2 separate regions of the Homo sapiens genome follow, and region 2 is linked to region 1. A link is a loop called in an ENCODE intact Hi-C map of the cell type or tissue named here. Cell type or tissue: K562. All regions are shown on one strand.

The links. A loop is a pair of places that touch in the nucleus more often than their neighbours do. Peaks named below come from ENCODE experiments on the same cell type or tissue, not always from the same donor. Only the 100,000 strongest peaks of a DNase experiment are listed, where the experiment ranks them.
Region 2: it touches region 1 in a loop (3-fold over the local background); 5 of 110 quality-filtered maps call a loop at or near these places.

Annotation. Positions count from the first base shown.
Region 1 is chr6:160,991,672-160,994,171 of GRCh38, forward strand. MAP3K4 (mitogen-activated protein kinase kinase kinase 4) reads left to right here and starts at 98. Exons shown (of 27, transcript NM_005922.4): 1 at 98-412. The coding sequence starts at 261. MAP3K4-AS1 (MAP3K4 antisense RNA 1) reads right to left here and starts at 671. Exons shown (of 1, transcript NR_174962.1): 1 at 1-671. RefSeq lists an enhancer at 1-505 and silencers at 1-103, 566-860, 774-903. In K562, a CTCF peak has its summit at 1,277; DNase peaks (open chromatin) are centred at 640 and 1,280; H3K4me3 peaks cover 1,603 bases.
Region 2 is chr6:160,518,794-160,521,293 of GRCh38, forward strand. LOC124901454 (a long non-coding RNA gene) reads left to right here and starts at 1,557. Exons shown (of 2, transcript XR_007059844.1): 1 at 1,557-2,039. RefSeq lists silencers at 1,521-1,650, 1,691-1,770, 1,841-1,950. In K562, CTCF peaks have their summits at 1,246 (motif pointing right) and 1,786; DNase peaks (open chromatin) are centred at 1,288 and 1,538; H3K4me3 peaks cover 1,190 bases.

The DNA.
Region 1 (2,500 bases):
TCCGCCCCCGTCCGGTCGCATTCCGGCGCCCGCCGCCGCCGCCGCCACCGCCGCCGATCTGGGAGGCTTGTCCCTCGCCGCCCACCGTAGCCCCGGCGCTCGGCCGGTCGCCGTTTCCAAGATGGCCGCGGCGCGCACGGCTCCTGCGGCGGGGTAGAGGCGGAGGCGGAGTCGAGTCACTCCCGCACTTCGGGGCTCCGGTGCCCCGCGCCAGGCTGCAGCTTACTGCCCGCCGCGGCCATGCGGGGCTCCGTGCACGGATGAGAGAAGCCGCTGCCGCGCTGGTCCCTCCTCCCGCCTTTGCCGTCACGCCTGCCGCCGCCATGGAGGAGCCGCCGCCACCGCCGCCGCCGCCACCACCGCCACCGGAACCCGAGACCGAGTCAGAACCCGAGTGCTGCTTGGCGGCGAGGTGAGTGTGGCGGCCGCAGTCGGTCGCTCGCAGAAAGCGGGGCGGGTCCTGGCCCGAACTCGGTCGGGCCCGAGGGCCTCTGCTTCCCGCCAGGTGGGGAGGGAAGCATCCAGTCTCTGCAGGCTGGGGCGGGAGGGGCGCGGTGCATCCCTGGGTCCCAGGGGACCGCGTCTGAGTCTGTCCGGCGACTCCTCCCGGGGTTGCAGCTCCGCAGGGTTCCGCTCGAGCGTGTTGCCGGCTCCCCTTCCCTTGTAGACTCCCCCAGCTCACCCTCAACGTTGCGGGGGCTGGGAGCAGAGTGCGGCTGCCTCCCCTGCCGCTAGCTTCGGAAGAGTGGCCTCACTGAAGTGCCTCTCATCATTACTGAACGAAAGTGGTCCCTCCCCTCTGCCCTCATTCGAGTAAAAGAGACATTCGGAAATCGAGTGCGTACTGGCTATTTCCCCGCGTTCTCCTCCTCCTCTCCTTTTGCCCGCTCCAGAGAATGCCTGTCATCTCTTCCGTGAGAAATTGCACTTAGACTATGCAGACAGATACGTTGCTTTCCTGTTCTGAGGGCCCCTTACTGTCCTTTAGTGCTAGTATTGTGCAGATTGTTGCTCACACGTGCACAAAAGTAAGGATTCATTTGTCTAAAACTTTGCTACTGCAGGAAGCTCTAAGGTGGAACTTCGGTAACCAAAGCATTTGTTGCTTTTTCTTCCATACTCTATTAACTTATTTTTATGTCTTTATTTTTTTTTTAATTGAGAGAACAAACTCACCATAACTGAGAATTTCCCTCTTTTTACGTGCCTATGTTTGTATGTTCAAATGTCCTCTTACTCCCTGTCCTTTGCATCCCAGAGTAAACTTGCAAACTGCTGCCCCCTGTCCCCTGTAATGAAAATACCTCGGCAGCTCCTCTTGGCATCTTATGGTCTTGCTCTATGGTTCTAGGAATAAGGCAGTAAAGTGTCCTCTTTTTCCTGCTTAAAGAAAATTCACACCTGTAACTGTAGTTAGAACTGAACACAGGAGCCATATTCTTGCTTGTCATCATTCAGTTGGCCCAAACAAATTTGTTTTATTTTTATAAGCTGTGAAGAAATTAGTTGCCTCTTTTAATTCTGAGATAGTTCTGGGTACTTCTAAGGAACAACTTCTCTGAATAATGGTACAGGGTGTAATGAGAATTCCTTTGGTTCCTTTTGAATACATCTAGTATTTTTAGAAATTTTGTCAGAAAGTTTATTATAAATTTGTTAACGGATCAGTTTTCGAGCAATTTTGATACCTTTTTCTTTAAAATTAATAGTGAACACTTAACGGTTAAAATAGGCCATTGTCTTTATTTCTATTAACCCATTTAATCTTTTCAACAACTCTATGAGGTAGGTCCTGTTATACTCTCTTTTTGACAGATGAGGAAACTGAGGCACACAGTTTAAGTATCTTGTCCAGGGTTTCACAGCTGGTAATGAAGAAAGGTCTGGCTGCACAGCCCATGTCTTTAACCACCATGAAGAATTCATTATCCAAATGGGCGGATCAGAAATTAGAATTCTGTATAACCCTACTCCGGAAAGAAATGGACATGAGCATTCTTAGGTAAAAGCGAGAAGGGCAGAGAAATGAAAATGTGCTGCAAAAATGACTGCTGCTTCAGTGGTAAAAAAAAAAAAAAACTTGACTTTTCAGTCAGGCTTCTGTCTGTGTTATAATAAAAATAGGTCAGGATAATGGGTTTCATCCAACTGTAAGTGAACAGCAGTGTACGGAACAAGAAGATCTCAATATTTTTCTTAGCAACATTGCAGTTAATTTTACAATAGAAAAATCTGTAAAACAGATTACTTGACAAAGCTGTTGTTTTCTCTTTTTTATGTCCTCGTTGTCACCACCTGCTCTTCAATACATAGAACTGACCTCTGACAGAATTACTGTAGATCTTTGGTAAAAGATGTAGGGGGTCTATCCAGTTGTTCATTTGAACTTTTTTTTTTAACCATTTTAGAGGAGCTCAGTGTACGTGTTCAAAATGTGTGAAATGCCACCTCTTTTTTTTTTTTACAATTTTCTTTTTTATTTTATTTTCAATAGTTTTTG
Region 2 (2,500 bases), 470 kb before region 1:
ATTCCCTTTTTTTCCTGCATCCTCACCAGCATTTTTTATTTTTTGTCTTTTTGATAATAGCCCTACTAACTGGGGTGAGACAATAGCTCGTTGTGGTTTAGATTTGCATTTTCCTGATTAGTGATGTTGAGCACATTTTCATACATTTGTTGGCCATTTGTATGTCTTCTTTCAAGAAATGTCTGTTCAGATCATTTGCCCTTTTTTTTTAATTGGGTTGGTTTTTTGCTGTTGAGATGTTCGAGATCCTTGTATATTCTAATACTAGCCCCCTGTCCGATGAATAGTTTACACATATATGAGGCACCACGAGATCCTTTACACAGGTTAGTTCACTTACTCCTCACTCCAACCCTATGAGGGAGGCGCTATTACTACCACTCTTATTTTACCCATAGAGAGTTCAGCAGAGGTTCATAACTTCCCCCAAAGTCACACAGCTAGTGTGGCAGATGGAGCAGGGTTGGATGCCAGAGCCAGGCCCTCCAGCCCCACGCCTCGTTGCTGCAGGAGCCCTCCAATCTGCAGTCACTGCCACAGGCATCAATGGCACTACCCAGAATAAGGATTTATTGAGCACCTACTGTATTCACAGAACTCTAATCAGTCTGAAAGTCCAAGCAATGAAGCAAACAAAGCCAAGGAATGGCAGAAATGGCAGAGTTCAAACCAGAGTCTAGGGCCTGAAGTGCACCGCATGGGCCAGGTTAAAGTGAATGAAACATTCCTATTTTGATCCTTTTCATTATTTATCATTCATACCCCTAACTACCTTTAATGCGATTAGTTTTAGATGTAAAAACAACAAATACGCTACAAATCAGCTCTTCCAACATTTTCTTCTCGTGAAAAAGGCTCTTTGAAAGCCCTGTTTTGCAGAAACTTGCTCCTTTTGCATGAATGGTAAATCATAGGAGACCTGGTAGATTACGCTACATACTTAATGTGAAAGGTTGCTTCATTCAAGAGCCTGGAGTTTTCAGACATTGTCCTGAAACTTCCCTGCCTAGGGTAGGGTAATGCCAGCGACGGCAGGAAATAGCTCTGACGCACTTAAGAGTTAAATACAACCTACAGAAGTTCTGGCTGGGTGGGGAAAACCTATTGCTAAAGAGAAGAGCTACTTTTTTTCTTTTCTGGAATTTGCAAACAGCATTTATTCTCAGCCTTACCTTCCACAAGCTCCACCTGGAACATTGCTGGGCAGCGTGGAAACAGAAGCAAACATCAGCCAGGCCGGCAGGGGGCAGCAGACCCCACATTTTGCCCTCGCCTCCCGTGGGAGGGAGTGCCCGGCTCCCAAAATCCTGTGGCGGGTTTTGTCCCAAGCGACTTCAGCCAGCAGATAGTTCGTGTCCTTCTGAGGCCGCAAAATTTGGGGTGGAAGAAGTGGGGCGTGAGGCTGAGAGTGAGGAGAGCAATCCAGGGTCGCCAGGGTGGGAGCCGCAGCGGGCCCTAGGCCTCCGGGAGGACACTGATGCTTCCGGACCGCGCGAGGCGCGCCGGCAATGCCGGCAATGGACGTGCGACAGCGGCACGAGGCGGGGCACCGGGAGGGGATGCGGGGGGAGGGGGGACTCGGGCATGGCGGGCTTCAGGTTCCGAGCCCTATCCCTGCGGGGAGGCGGCTGAGGCCCAGCGAGAATTCGAGCGCGGTGCGGGCGGGCCGGCAGTGCTGGGGGGACCCGGCGCACCCTCTGCAGCTGCTGGCCCGGGTGCTAAGCCCCTCACTGCCAGGAGCCTGCGGCGCCTGCTGGCTGCTTTGAGTGCGGGGCCCGCTGAGTCCGCGCACACCCGGAACTCGCGCTGGCCCGCGAGCGCCGCTCGCAGCACCGGCTCCCGCCCGCGCCTCTCGCTCCACACCTCCCCGCAAGCAGAGGGAGCCGGCTTCCGCCTCGGCCAGCCCAGAGAGGGGCCCGCCACAGCGCAGTGGTGGGCTGAAGGGCTCTTAGAGCATGGCCAGAGTGGACGCCAAGGCCGAGGAGGCGCCCAGAGTGAGCGAGGGCTGCTAGCACTTTGTCACCTCTCAATTTGACGTTGTAAGCTTCCTTCCACAGAGTGACCTTTTTCATGCAATCGATGTGCTCCTGTGTCAGCTATGCAAAATAATTTTTGTTTACTGAATCTGGTTTAAAAGGCAAGAAGTTGCTTCCCATTGGGCACTTTGATCCTGGTGAAACGGGATGTGTATGCCTGGAAACATGGACAGTCACATGCACTGCTTGGTTTTGTGTGGAACTAACATGAGATGATCTTTTCACTGATTTTCAGAATTGTGGAGAATTCACTTAGGAAAATAAGCATGTGTATCAATGCATGACCAATATGGGCGTTTACTTTAACTGATTTCACAGAAGCAGTGCTCCTAATATTTTGAGCCACACAGATTTTATCTGGTGCCTCTTTATGATATGATCAATTAGCTGCTTACTTCATAAGTTATGTGGAGTGGGGAAGATACTCCTATTTTCTCTTTAAATGTCTTTTCTCTGATTTAAAG